3 separate regions of the Homo sapiens genome follow, and regions 2 and 3 are each linked to region 1. Evidence: read pairs that join two places in POLR2A ChIA-PET (ENCODE). Cell type or tissue: MCF 10A. All regions are shown on one strand.

Evidence for each region. ChIA-PET counts read pairs that join two places held together with the same protein. Peaks named below come from ENCODE experiments on the same cell type or tissue, not always from the same donor. Only the 100,000 strongest peaks of a DNase experiment are listed, where the experiment ranks them.
Region 2: POLR2A ChIA-PET joins it to region 1 with 35 read pairs; 2 of 35 experiments call an interaction of 5 or more read pairs at or near these places.
Region 3: POLR2A ChIA-PET joins it to region 1 with 16 read pairs; 3 of 35 experiments call an interaction of 5 or more read pairs at or near these places.

The regions. Positions count from the first base shown.
Region 1 is chr2:28,132,491-28,137,490 of GRCh38, forward strand. The region is part of intron 7 of BABAM2 (BRISC and BRCA1 A complex member 2); the gene reads left to right. Among named protein-coding and RNA genes, the nearest start is that of MIR4263, 140 kb to the left of the region's middle. RefSeq lists a silencer at 2,899-3,099. In MCF 10A, no CTCF peak of the experiment used is centred here; DNase peaks (open chromatin) are centred at 1,961 and 4,951.
Region 2 is chr2:28,221,737-28,226,736 of GRCh38, forward strand. All of the region lies in intron 7 of BABAM2 (BRISC and BRCA1 A complex member 2), which reads left to right. Among named protein-coding and RNA genes, the nearest start is that of BABAM2-AS2, 86 kb to the right of the region's middle. In MCF 10A, no CTCF peak of the experiment used is centred here; a DNase peak (open chromatin) is centred at 3,055.
Region 3 is chr2:28,067,014-28,072,013 of GRCh38, forward strand. The region is part of intron 6 of BABAM2 (BRISC and BRCA1 A complex member 2); the gene reads left to right. Among named protein-coding and RNA genes, the nearest start is that of MIR4263, 73 kb to the left of the region's middle. In MCF 10A, no CTCF peak of the experiment used is centred here; no DNase peak of the experiment used is centred here.

The DNA of each region.
Region 1 (5,000 bases):
TTTCGGTTGCTTCCCCTCATATACTGTTTCCTTCAGCCAGACCTGAGCACTTGAAGTTTTCTTACATTGCCAGCACTCTCTTGCCTCTGTGCTTTTGCTAAAGCTGCTCCTTCCATGTACAAGGCCCTTCTCTAACCCCTCTTCCTGTTGAAATACTATACTTTTTCTAAGGCCTTATTCAAATACCATCTCTACCAACCATTTTCCCTGAGGACAATTAGTCTAGCCTTCCCCAGAGCTCTTTGTAACACTGAATTTATATTAATCTTATAATCTATATTTATATTATAATCTACCCATCATAGCTTTAATTGGTGATAAGGATTTTTAAAAATCTTTTGCTGAATTGCAAGCTACTTATTGAGTTGAGGAACAAGTCTTTTTTTTAATGCCGTGCATAAATGCAATACACAGTTATCAATTGCCTAATTGGCAGTCTTCTAGGTGAATAAGTAGTTCTCACCAAAATATTGGAAAATGCCTCACTGAAAGGTCTTATACTTTTCCTGGTTGCTACAAATTCACTTGGTAGAACTACGTTTATAATACCAAAACAAACTACCAAACATTCTTATATCTTTAAGTAGAAGTTTTCAAAATGAGGTTTTAGAGAAAGATTAACATAAAAGAAGTAAACTTGGGGTATGACTTCTATAAGGGCTTAGATATTTGCTAAAGTTATTAATACTTGTGGTTAATTCTTCCAGAGTTCAGAGCATAGAACAGACATGCCATTTCAAGAAGGCTGTAGTCATGGGATAGGTTTTGAGAACTGACTGTGCTAAGCTCTCATTTATTTTCTGTGTTTTATACTATCTTGTCAACTTTGAGCTATCCAAGCATTGATTATCGATTCAGACTTGGAGAGTTCTTTCAGGAGTCATGGGAAAAGCATCCCATGTGGACCCGCCCAAAGCCAACGTCAAACTCTTGCCCTAGCTGAGGCTTGTACTCCTTTTGGTTTCTGCTATGGCTCTTTCTAGGAAGTCCCAAGCCCCATGCAGTGCATTTGACAGGGAGAGGCTCAGGAGAGACCAATAGCCCCATCCACACTGGGTAAAAATTACCAAGAGAAGGCTTGCATTCCCACCATCTCCTCCATGGGCATAGAGAGATATCGTGGGCCTGGGAGGAACCCCATTCCAGTCTGACTGTTCCTCTGTCCCAGCTTGTCCATGCAGGAGGCAAAGATATTATACTCACGTTAACTACTCCCAGCAATTGGAAAAGAAAAGGGCTACTTTTGGGTCTTGTCATCATATGTAGGAAAAAATATTGATTTGTTGTACCCTAAAAAGACTACAAATTAGACAATCCTGACAAAAGAGAACATCAGTCAGATTCATTGGTAGAAGACTCTGAGATGTGTTCTAATTTGATGAAGCTCTGAAATGTGATCCCACTTCTGAAGTCTGTTTGCCCAGGGTCGTGGAATAGTTGTCTGGTGTCCCTGGCAGCCCTGCCGCACGTGGCTGCACGCCCTTACGATGCTTAGATGCATATTGTTTACCGGTCTCCCACTGCGCATTTCTATGACTTGCAGAGTAAATGCTTCTGAGAAGAACTTTGTGTTCTTGCACAAGGGACATTTATGAAATAAACATATTTCTGGCCCTATACATTTGTCTTCCAAGGAACCAAAACCAATCCGTTGAATTAGACACGAGTAAGTTCTGTTAATTAAAAAAAAAAAAAAGTCAATGGTGAGTTATGCAAAAAAAAAAAAAAAAAGCTAGTAGTCAATGATGCAAATTAGATTTTGGTTGAATATTAGAAAAGGGGAAAAAATAGTTTCTAAACCAGTTGCTTTTTTTTCCCCTGGCAGAAAAGCTGTGAGTTTTAAGGTTACATCATCAGAGCTGGCGTGAAACATGCTCTACCTTTCCCTCTTCCCCAGACTGTTGGCAGTTGTTGTAGTGAACCCAAAGGTTAAATGGGCATGAGAGTCTGCATAGCACTCTTCCACGAAAGGTGTGGGCCCTTTTCTTGGCTTGAGCCACTTTGTGGGAGTGGTTTAAAGACAACCAGCTTCCTCATTCCCTGTGCTGTTCCCACTCTGTGCATAAAAAGAGGACTTCAGCCCTGAGGCAGACCAGGTGGCATCTTTCACAAGTACAGAATTTGTTTTTAGAACTTTTTGTTAAGTTACATCTGCCTTGGAAATGAGTACTCAAAACTTCCCAGCCCACGAACGCTCACTATTATTGAGGCCTGTGTACCTGCAATATGCATGTTTGTTCTTTCAGGCAACAGAAACCCAATGAGAATCAACCACATGTGAGGCCCTTTGCTAGGTGCTTCAGAGGCTGTCAGCATAAATGAAATGTGGCTCATCTCCTTAATTTCCTCAAAGTAAGAGGGATCAGAACAAATATGGCAAGTTGTGACTTGTGGATTAATAGAAAAGGCATATTAATACATGGCATCAGAAGCCCCCTGTTCCTTCACTTATTGGCTGGCAATCTTGGCTTAAGTTAACGTTTTTGAGCTTCATTTCATCTTCTGTGAAGAGGAATAAATCTAAGTTTCAGTTTCATCTACTCCAAGTGGGGAGGTAGATGAGAAAGGCCCTACTGTAGTGCTTGGCCCATGGTTGATGCTTAGTTAGTGCTCCTTGAGAAAATACTTATTAAGTGCTATAAGAGTTCAAGAGAGTGGGAGATCACATTTCCATTTGACTTGGTGGAGAAGGAGCTTTGGAAGATTATGGAAAGCCTGGCTTTTCTAGAGATTAAATATGCAATACTGTAACAATAACAGATATGTATTTGTTCAGTACTTTAAAATATTCAAACTGCTTTTCACTTTACCATCCCATCTGATCCTCATGATAGTATGTCTATCATGTGTTTTATAATATAGCTTTTTTCTTCCATAACTTGGAGTTTTTAGATCCTTCCTTGTCTCCTTCACTGCTACTCCTTCCTTTTTTCAACCCATTAAATTATGCTAAATTGTGCTTCCTGTGATAACATCCCTAGACACTTTTGTGGCATTGCCTGTTTGTGGATGACACCCAGATCCCCATTTCTAATCTCAGCATTTCTCCCTGCTTACAGATCTGCTTCTCTAACCACTAGATAGACATGTCTATCTGTGTGTTCAGTTGACACCTCAAATTTAAAGGGCCTGAAACTAAACTCATCATTCCCCCAATAAGCTAATGTTTCTTCTTTACAGCCTGTTTTTATTCATGACACTCTTGTCTTCTTGGTGCCCAGGTGGTACATCTTAAAGGCATTGACCATACCTCATGCCCCTATTAGCCAGCCAGTTGTTTTGGACTAAAAACCCACTCTCCACAATGTCTCTGAGTCTTGTCATGCCTACTATCATTACCTAGTTCAGTCTTCCAGTTGCCATGGGTCCTGAGGGGCTCTTAACTTCTAGTTCCTTCCTATTTCAGTTTATCCATGTGGAACTGTCACTGTCCTTTGAAGTAAATTCCAGTCCTGTAATGTCCTTGCTGAGAAGCTTCAATGCCTCTCTGTTGCCAAGCGAAGTAAATGCACAGCTCTCCATCTGGCATTCAGATTCCGTGTTACAGTCCTGTTCACTTTTCCACCCTAGGCTGGACTCTACGTGTATCCTGTTGTCCAGCCAAGCAGAATTTTGTGATTTCCCGAACACATCTTGTATTTTTTTCACTTCCATACCTTGCTCAGGCTGCTCCTTAGACCAGAACATTGAGTTTATTTACCTCCCCCACAGGGTCCGTTAAAGTCCTGCCCATGTTCTTAGATCTTCTCAATCATCACCTCCTCCATGGAACATTTCCTGACCGCCACTGCCTGCCTCCACAATGGCACCACACTTTTTCCCTGTGTTTATGCCTCCTTTGTCATATTGCCTCCCTGGACTCTAAACTCTTTAAGGCCTGGGCCTCTTTTCCATCAGTTGAGGGCTGGTGAGCCACAGCCCCTCTGGCCAGGCTGGCCCTAGCCAGGCCCCTGCCCAAGCTCAACCACAGTCTCCATTGACAGGTCTGGCTGGAGAGGCAGAAAGCTGTGACACTATGTGCATGTTAAGGCGGTGGGCTTTCACAGTCATTTCTTATTGCTGTGCCTTGTGGCTAGCCAGGAGGATACTTTCCTTTATGGTCGCCTGTTCATGTTTCTGAGAGGTGGAGCCCTGTTTCATAAGAGCGGTTTATCAACTGAATCCTGGAGGTGGAATATGACTTTGATCTTCTGTGACCTATGTGACCTAATATAGTCCTGTTGGCGTCTCCAGCCTCCCCTCCCCTGCCTTTACCCCACAGCGTGCCTGGCAGCAAACATGGTCTCTTGGAATATTTGGATAGCCTGGGATCTACAAGGGCTGGGATAAAGTGAAACTTGGCTAAAGGACCTAGGGAAAGGGTGAGGGGAACTGAAAATTAAAATAATACTACTTAAAATTATGAATGAGTAAGGATATTACATTCGGATAAATTGGATCAAATACGTTTTTTAAAAGCAATAAGCAAGTTAAATATATTGGTATATGTGATTTTATTTACCACCAAATTTGATATCTTAACAGAATGGAAAATTTTTATTTTAGATGCTTAAAATATTTTTAAAACAATGAGAAAAATTGTATAACTAACAGGTATAGATTTTAAAGAAAAAAATTCTTGCCTTGAAAAAAAATCCGTATCAGTCTTCTCAAAAAAGAGACCTTCCAGATCTCTTAGGCTGATTTTGTGTCAGGATTTAAGTAATAGAACGTAATAGTAAACATGGTTTAATTTAGCCTTACTCATGTTTTCTCGAGTCACTGAGATAATCCTATAATAAATATTGTGCTCCTGGAGAGTTTTTTTCTTTAGTCCTTTGATAAATAGATGGTCCTGAGTATGCTAAGACAGCCAGCTCTCAGGAGAAGATATGTATTTGATTTTGGTAGAGAGAGCTGTCTTATCCTCTAGGGACTTGAGATGTTCGTTTTACTAGTCTGGGAGCAGGGCCAAAAGGGTTCTTCATGACTTAGAATGGAATTCTGAAAAGTAAGTTCAG
Region 2 (5,000 bases), 89 kb after region 1:
TTTATTCTCTCCAGTGTTTGTCTTCAGTCCTTCGCCTGCCTAGGAGGCAGAAGTCACTCAGAATATGCCCAATCTCTGTTTCAAGTCTAGAGTTGGGTTGGTGTGTTTGTTGTTCAGGCAATGAGCATGCCTGCAGCTTAACAGTTTCAGAATGTGATGGGAGCGAACTTAAGGGCTCGCCTTGCTCCAGAGTGACCCTGATCCCAAGTTGGTTCCTAATGAAATGAGGAAACATCCAGAAAAGCAAGTTGTCCTGAGTTAGCCCCAGACTGTATTGAGAAGCAGTCTTGGTCTTGTTGGGAAAGGGAGGTGCTGATGTGAGCCTGGGGCCCCATCGAATGGCCGGAAGCTCTGTGGTGGACCTTACATATTCTCATGCTCAGCACTTGCCGGATGGCCCAGAAGTTGTGAACCCTTCCCTGCCCTCTCCTCTAAGACTCTAAATGCCTACACAGGGTTCTGTGGAAGTGTTATTTTTGGAGAGTACTAGGAATCCTGAGAGTTAAGAGTGTCTTGAACTGAATCCTTACACCAAGAGGCCTAGATTGATGGAGAGCCCAACCAGAGAATTCAAGATAATCTCCTCATGTCGGGGTCCTTAACCTTTATCACATCTCACCGAAGTCCCATTTGCCATACAGGGTAAAACAGTCATAGCTTCCAGAAGTGAAGCTATGAATATTCAACATGTGATTCCACGTGAGTCTGAGCGAAACTACTTTCGGCCCATTGATGCCATGGATGCAGTATTGATACCTTCACATGCTGCAGGGGCAGGAGATAATAGCTATGGGCCAGCCATACAACTTTTCTCATAAGTCATGTTTGCATTCCCCTTTGTGCTATTAATACTGCTCTATTAGTACATGTTTAGTGTTTTGGTTTTGAAGCCTTAAGAAAACAGTAGCAATCCAAATTCTCAAGCAACCAAGAAAGTGGTTTCCAAAAAAGTTATTAGGCCAACCTCAATTATATTTGGCCAATTAAATTGGCATTGTCCTTGTCTACAGTTCCCAGAACCCCTTCTCTTCCTGACTAAATCTTTCCCTTTCTGTTGTGTCTTGTGTCACTGGTTTAAAGAAAGCAAACACATCCATCTTCTGGAGTTATCAGGCGCCTCAGTACAGGTTCCCCTGAGTTCTAGGCAGCCTGGACCATGAGGCACCCTGGCCCTGCTTCCCCGCAGGCCCGCCCCGCACTCTGTCTGGGGAAGTGTGGGCCCTTGTTACTATTGTGGCTGTTTTGAATCATCTATTTTAGAGAATTGGCTAAAAATAGTATTTAAATTAGTGGATATTTTTTAAAAGTAAAAGATGCAGGTAAATAAATTATGTTATTTAGAAATAGATTCCTAGTTTTGCACAGATGGATATTAACAGAACTGAACTCCCACTTCCCTGTTATTAAGTAAACAGGATATTTAGTAAGATCAAATGTTTTTGAAATGATAGCAATCTACTGAATATATCTTATTTTTGTTAAAACACTAACCACACTTATAGCCTCCTCAATTCCCTCTTCCCAGTCTGCTCCAGAAAATGGTTCCTCCTGCTTTCCAGCTGGTTTGGGGAGCACACTGCAGAGGGGGACAGTGCCCCCATCCAGTGTCTGTGTCCTGCTCCCCATGCTCACCTTTGTGGACATTTCCTGGGGCAGTAGCTGGCACCAGGGCCAGGCACCCGGGCTTGGCACCTGAGCTGCATCAGCAGAATGGGGAGGAGAGAGGGTCCTTACAAGCAAGCACCTGCCTACAGCCCCTTAAACTGGCTCTGCCCTTCTTCCCTTCATTGTTCACCGCCTTGACTTGATCGTACTCTCTGCTTATTGGGCAGCTGTGGTGGGAGTGAGAGTAGAGGTCTCCAGAGGGGACAGGAAGATCAATGGGCAACTGGAATGACACCAATAACTCGGCTCTTCAAGGTAGAACTGGGGCCAGGCTGAATGTTGCCAAAATTAGAAGAGCAGCAACTTTACCTATTAACTGAGGTCTTTAACTTCTGAGGATAGAAGATTCCTTCTGTATGGTTGAAACAGCATTTCTCAGGGGTGGGGCAGTCAGGTAGTCTGTCCTTTTAGTCCATATCAGAACCAGCTATGAGCTTTTTTCCTTCTTTTCAAATAACACATTTCTCCACCCTGAGATTCCAATATGCTATGCTAGAACAAGGGTGGGAGAAAAGGTATGTCTCCTCCCACCCCTTCCTCTCTCCCCAAGAGAAATCTCTGAAGGGAGGTCACACTACTTTGGTGTTCAGGGACAGATACACTTCTACTCACTGCTTGTATATGCAACAGATGATGTTGAAGAAGAGGCTATTTCCCACATTAACCAAAGTGGCACATGACTCCATGTGAACCAAACCAAAACAACAAAAATACTTACCTTCAAACAGTTTAATTTACCCAGTTAATCACAAAAGATTAAAAAATTGCTAAATCAGAAATTCTCTACCTGTAACTGATGTTTTCATTGATGATGAATATTAGAAACATTAACTATATCACATACTCCCTGAGGACATAGAGTGGTGACTTGCAAATGTTTTGGTTTGGAATTGTGGCACCTTATTGTTGTCCCTAAATGGTTTACATATTGCACACATTTTTAATTTAAAAACAAGAAACAAAACAACCACTTTAATTTCACGCAAGCCCTTTTGTGATAACTGCAGACATGAGTGTCATAGAGCCAGACCCCTGACTTGCTGCCAGTAAAATGAATGTGTCTTTAAAATTTTTGCAAACAAATTTAGTCTTAACTCTTCTCTGGCTTACTAAATTGTGGGATGCTTCGTACTTCAGTTTGCGGTACTTGAGCTTTAGAAGCGTGCCTGAATGGTGCTCAAGACACTGCTGTGGGCCTCTGCTGACAATGCAAGCTCTCACAAAACTGAACGTTTGGCCCATTTACCATAAAGAAGCAAACAGTCCCCATCCTAAGGACAGGCCTAGCCTAAGGTTAACAGTAAGAGCAACATTTTGTTGCTTCATTTTCCTATTAAGCTCTGGGTTGCTGATTGAAGCAGAATTCCAATGTTTTGACACACCACCACATTGTTAGCACGATAGGGAGGATTTGATTATGGGAGAACAAGTCCAAAAACGGTAAATTGACAAAAAAAAAAAAAAAAAAAAAAATCTGGGGCCCTGTTTCTCAAGGCAGCTTTTGTGGTTGCATTCCTTTATTTGATGTGGTTCTTTCCTTCTCCTGTGCCAAACGGTGCAATGTGGAAAAATGATGAAGTTGCAAAAAAAGGAGAGTGGATAGGGAGTGAACTGTTTAGTAACAAGAGAAAGAAAACAGAGCTTAGGGATCAAAGACAAAAATACCTGTTTCTCCAAGTAGGAAGAAGAAAATTAACTCAGGGGTTCTTTCCTGAAGCCTGGATAAAGGCTGAGCCCTGCTCTCAGCTGGTGCTGCTTAGGCCAACCCGGGCTGATCGCAGTAGAGACAGGGCAGCCACAAGCTGTCTGTAGGTGAGAAGAGCAGCAGCTAGAGAAAGGGCAAGGCTGAGTGCTATGGGTTCCCAAAGACAGTCGGGCTAACAAGGGTGGGCGCCAGGGAGGAAGGATGGAGAGCAAAGGCTGCCTTCAGCATCAGACTGAACACGGTTAACACCAGCCAGCCCTGCAGGCATCAGAATCCAGAGGAGGAAGCATCAGAATCGAAAGGAGGAAGAGGCTTCCATGCAGGAACAGGATTTTATTTATTTACAATTTGAAGGCTGGATAGCTTCTCTATTGTGTGGTTTATGACATTTTCTGAGTGTTAAAATTATCTCTTTTTGCACTGTGAAAAGAGCATATATGATTCATGTTAATATTTCTGAGGATCAGTCACCAACTAACAGCTAGTATTTTGGGTGGGAGGAAGGCTTTTGTAGGCAGCTTTTTCACCTAACATAGAAGTTAAAAAGCACCAGAATATGCCTCAAGCTTCGTTCAAAATCATATAAATAGCTCCCTCTTGCACAGTTACAATCTAGTATGGTTGTGAGAACTCCCACAGTCCACGAGTTGCCTAATGCTCACCTCACCCTTGCCTGAAAAAAGCTAATTCCTGTGGTTTACCTGCTGATGGAATATAGCTTCTAAGAAGTTTGACCAAAGGGCCTCTTTTCATTTTTGCTAATAACCTATTCTAGGGGGGTGGGGTTTGCCTATATTTCTTCCTGGATACTTTTCGTACTTTCAGCATCTGTAGAACTGTCAAATATTTCTATAATCCTAGATCAAGAGTCAGCAAACTAAAACCTCCTGGCCAAATCCAGCCCACAGCTAAGAATGACTTTTACATTTTTTAAATGGTTAGAAAAATATTTAAATAATAATGTTTCATGACTCGTAAAAATTACATGAAACTTGAATTTTAGTATCCATAAACAAAATGTTGTTGGAACACAGCCGTGCTCATTCATTTACATATTATCTGCGGCTGCCTTTGCACTTCAGCAGGAGAGCTAAGTAGCTGCAATACAGGCATTATGGATGCAAAGATGACAATATTTACTACCTGGCCTTTTACTGAAAAAGTTTGCCAATCCCTTTCCAAGACCGTTAAACTCTTCTTTTCCATAATGACTATTTCCATAAAGATATATACATTTATTGGCTTTTAATGTTCATTTAGAAATTTGACTTCCATCTCTTTTTTATATTCATTGGACTTTAATACTACAAATATTTTTTAAGTGTCTAATATGCTTGGCATTATTCTTGCTAAGAATAATGAGGTTATAAAAGTGAACAAAACAGAGGCAGATCCTCATTCTGGAGGAGATTATATTCTAGTGAGGAGTCATGGGGGGAGATGATGAGTGAATACGTGTAGAATGTCTTATGCCACGGAGAAAACGACAACACAGAAGACCAAGTACCAGAGATGGAAGGGGCTTATCTTAAATAGATGGTTCAGGAAGCCTCACTCAGAAGCTGACATTTGAGTAAGACCTGAAGCAGGTGAAGAAGCCCGCCCCGCAAATGGCTGGGAAGAGTTCCAG
Region 3 (5,000 bases), 65 kb before region 1:
CTCAGCTCACTGGGTTCAAATGATTCTCCTGCCTCAGCCTCCTGAATAGCTGGGATTACAGGCATGTGCCACCACGCCCGGCTAATTTTTGTATTTTTAGTAGAGATGGCGTTTCACCATGTTGGCCAGGCTGGTCTCAAACTCCTGACCTCAGGTGATCTGCCTGCCTCTGCCTCCCACAGTGCTGGGATTACAGGCGTGAGCCACTGCGCGTGGCCCTTGTGGACATGTTTTAAAACCACACAGGTATTAGGTAGGTAGGCAGAGAGATAGAAAGATAGTTAGATACTCAGATCTATAATAATAGCTCTTGAATGTTATTAATATATTGTCCCTGTCCCTTCTACTTACTTACATCAATTTTATACCACGGTCATACTGAACAGTTAACCTGAACACATCTTATACTTTCTTGATTTTGTGTCTTCCTCAATCTGTAATACTCCACATTACAATTTCTATCTGTTGAAATCTTACCCATCAGATATGGCATTATACAACGGTCACCTCCAGGAAGAGTGCAAGTTTGAGGAAAGGCCCAGAGGTGGATGAGTTTGAATTCTGTTCAAGGACAAACAAGATTGTTGAGTGTGGAATGCCAGATTAAAGGATTTGGATTTCATCAGTACACATTAAAGAGTCATGTCAGGTTTTAAAACAGTCAAGGTACAAAGTGGCACCTTAAGACTTCACTGGGGAAGGCACATGGAGGGAAGGAGCATAGGTTAAAGGAGGCTACTGGAACTAGAAATGAAGTGATCCACAGGTAGCAGTACAAACAGGAAGGAAGGGCAGATGCTGGGAAGAGTTGAAGCTCCTTATGGCAGAATTGGTGTAATTCACCTTTGTATTTTCTTGCTTTATAGCACAGTGCCCTGAACACAGTGTATACTCAGTAAGAATTTTCTTTTTTCCTTTTTTAAAAAAATTTCTTTTTAAAGAAAAAATAATATATGCGTGTATGTAAAATGATTTAATGATAATGTAGATGAGTTCTTACATTATTTGAGTGGACCTCGCTTTTTCTACTTTTTTTTTTAAAGAAACACTGTGATCCACAATTGTAGCAATTAAAATCTTAAATCTAAAAGAAACATAAAAGGGAATATAATGCTAGAGCTCATTCTATTTTTATTCAGTACATATATATTACTTAGTATGATGAGACTACCGTAATAAAGAATAGGAACAGACTTCTGATTATGTAATAGCCTGCAATTATTTTTATGGCTATTGCATTCCAATCTTCTTATGCAATATTTACAACCTACATATGTAGCGAGGGCACAAAATACAAGTTCTAACAATCCTAACCATAAATCAGAATCAAAGCATGCAGTATAACATTTGTGACCTCCCTTGGCTGCTGCAGACAGCCTTTGTTAAGAATACATAAAATACTGAGTTTATAACTCTGTGGTAGATCTGGGATTTTAAGTTATAAAACTTAATCACTCTCTACCCCATAATTAAAGATTCTGTCAAGACAATTTGATATTAGTTTAATTGTGAAGATGGTGAAAAACTCTTATATTCCATTTTGGAAAAATAAAAACACAAAATGTTTTAAATATTGTATGAGTGTAATGAGAATTTCAGCAGATTATAACTACAAAAGATTATGATTCAGCCTGAAAACATAACCTATGGAAAATCATCAACTGTGCAGAATGAGCTCTTCCAGATGACAGATCTTACTAAGAAAACCTGCCAATGAAAGATAGAGAATGCTAGAAGAAAAAGAATCCCGTTGACTTTCAACATATGGCCCCGACACCGACATATCTTATAGTTTTTAGTGAATAGCAACCCAAAATAACTAGGTTGATAAAAACTAAAAAAAATGAGTGCGTGAATTTAAAAAATTCTGCTTTGACTTTTTCTCCGCTTTTATTTCAAAGGGTGTTTTAATGGAAAATAAGTGTGCATGTGTTTGTGTATGAGAGTGTGAAGGGGTACAGCTTAATTACATTTTCACTTTTCAGGATAATGGAGACTCCTGGCAAACTGAATAAAGATAGCTATCCATGTATATTTACATATCAGTGAGAAAAGCTTCTTCATCATCATCTATTAGCCTGTTGGTTCTCTCAGCTACCTCATACCCCTGCATTTGTTCTCTTCCTCTCTTGTTTTCTCCAGGCGTTTTTCTTACATCCCCTTCTTTAGTTAGCCTTTTCAACAACTGCTTAAAATTAAAGGATCCACTGGCAATTATCTGGTTTACTTACTTGGTATTAGGAAATTATACAATATGTTGGAATGTTCTGTGATTGTTACTCATGTATTCATTTTCACTTTCATTCAATAAATATTTGTTGAGTACCTACTACATGCCAAGCACTGCACTAGAGAAATCTATAGTTTACAGGCCATACCCTATCTAATGTACTTCCAGATATCCTTGGAATATAATGGATTAAAGAGTTGCAGAAGTTAAGCTTACAGGTTAAGCCTACTTCTAACACTTCCTTCCCTGAAATGGAACTGTTTCAGATAGGCCTTCTTTCTAGAGAGCTTAGTTCTTCCTAAATTCCATTAAGATTGCCCTGCTACCATGAGAATTGTGGTGCTACTTTCGAGCAGGATTGGCCCAATGGGAAGATTGACTGCCGAGTAAATGCAAGCAGTGGATAAATGCAGACACACAATAATGTCAGTATTCCATTTCTGTTGCTTATTGGTTGCATGCCTTGGCTTCCTCATCTGAAAAAAATAGTGAGGCTGTAACTACATACTTCCAAGAGTATCTGTGAAGGTTAAATGAGTTAATACATGTAACTGGTTAGTTCAGACTACCACAGAGCTCTTGATGAATGTTATTTATTATCATTCTTGTTACTGTGATTGTTATAAAAATTCAAGTATGTTTCTTTTTTGAGATAGGGTCTCGCTCTGTTGCGCAGGCTGGATCACAGAGGTTTAATTCATAGCTCACTGCAGCCTCTAACTGCTGGGCTCAACTGATCCTTCCATCTTAGCTTCCAGAATAGCTGGGACTACAGGCACATGCCACCATGCTAAAAATTCATTCTTAAAGTAACAGGACAAATATTTACTAATTACTGTGATTTATATATCAAATCCAATTTGAGATATTACGTGGAATCAACTTAAAAGAACTAGACCTACTCAGGCACAGTTTCAAATAGCTTCATTAAACCTAACTATAATCAAATTACTTTTTCACTCTAGTCTTCCTTATTGCTCTAAGAAAATCTTTTAATTTGCACAACAGCTTTCTAGTGTCTGTTTCTGCCTGCTTCAGGGTGCTATGAAAACTATCCCCTCTGTTAGGTAACCTGCAAGTTTTTATCTTTGAGCATTCCTACTATAATGCCCCATGCATGTCTCTTTTTCTGTGGATTGAAGCTACTTTGTCATGTCTCACCTCCAATGGCCATACGCTGGCTCTCTTCAAAAATCCTCAGGGAGGTTTTTATTTTATTCAGTAAAGAAAAAAGCCTCATTTCTGACTCTCCTGTCCCCCAGCTCCAGGTAAAGCTTGCTTACTGCTGCAGTCTTTGAAGTACTTTTCTTTTCTTTTTTTTTTTGAGACGGAGTCTCGCTCTGTCACCCAGGCTGGAGTGCAGTGGCGGGATCTCGGCTCACTGCAAGCTCCGCCTCCCGGGTTCACGCCATTCTCCTGCCTCAGCCTCCCAAGTTGAAGTACTTTTCTTATCAATCTTAACTTGTCAACAAGTTGGCTTTGCACTGAAAGACATTTTCAAAAAGAGGTTAAGCATTCCTCTCTTTATATGGACATTTAAAACCTTGAGAACAAAACTATTTAATTTGTAAAGTTCATTGAACTTTACTCTCAAGTAAAGTTACACTCAAGATTTGTGCACTTTAGTTTTTATATACCTTTAGAAAAAAAGGTGTTAAATCACAGTTAAGAGCCTGAGCAAGAGCTCAAGCTCTTAGTGAGATCATAGCACACCACCACTTACTGTGTAACCTTGGCAAGTTACTCAACGCCCCCGCCCCCAGCCTCAGTTTTCTTAATTATTAAATGAGAATAAGATCTGCCCCAAATGTCACCTTATTAGAGAGTTCTTCCTTCTCTCCATGTGCCCCATCCCAATCACAACTTTCTTCCTCCCTCTAAAAGTAGCCACCATTCTGACTGTTAGGAAGAAACCCTCGACATTCTTTGTCTTCATCACCGAGCTGCCCCTCAACTATGGTTGAGTCTTACCCATTGTTTTAAATTCGATGTCTTTTAAGTCTCTTTTCATTTATAGATTCCTCCTCTATTCCTTTCTTTTTCTTATCGTTTTGTTATTATTGTTGTTGAAGAACTCAGGTCATTTACTTGTAGTTTCCCACAGTCTAGATTTTGCTGATTGCAGGCTCATTGTGCAGTTCAGCATGTTCCTGTGTATTTACTGCCAATTGGCAGCTGGATGGAAAGGCTTAATTAGATCTGAGTTCAATTCCTTTGGCAGTGTTATTGGTGGTGATGTGTTCTTTTATCCGAAGGCACATATTGCGTGATTGTCACTTGTTTATTGCGGTGGTAGTAGCTGTTGGTGCATAGTACCTAGATCCATTAATTCACTGGGGGTTGCAAAATGGTGATACTATAATTTTATCATTCTCTTTTCATTTATTAACTGGAATAATTTTGTAAGGAGATGCTTCTCTACTATTTGGTTATCCAGCGTTACAGTTCATATAGGAAAGGCAGGATAAATGCTTCTTCTATTTATTCCGTTTTCAAGATAATGAATTAGCCTGTCATCCTTCCAAGTTGACTATTTATGTATTAAATTAATTTGAACTTATGACTTTAAATATATTTGGGTTTCAACTTACTGCAATTCTTACCCTTATTGAAATTCATTCTCATCTTTGGCCAGCTGTAGCCTCTTCAGGTTAGCTCCTGAATCCTTTTGACATGGCCCTAGTAGTCTTTGATATCTGCTGTGCCAAGATGTTTGAAATTCATTTTGTATATTTCATGACCCAAATCTGAAACTAAACATTTTTTTTAA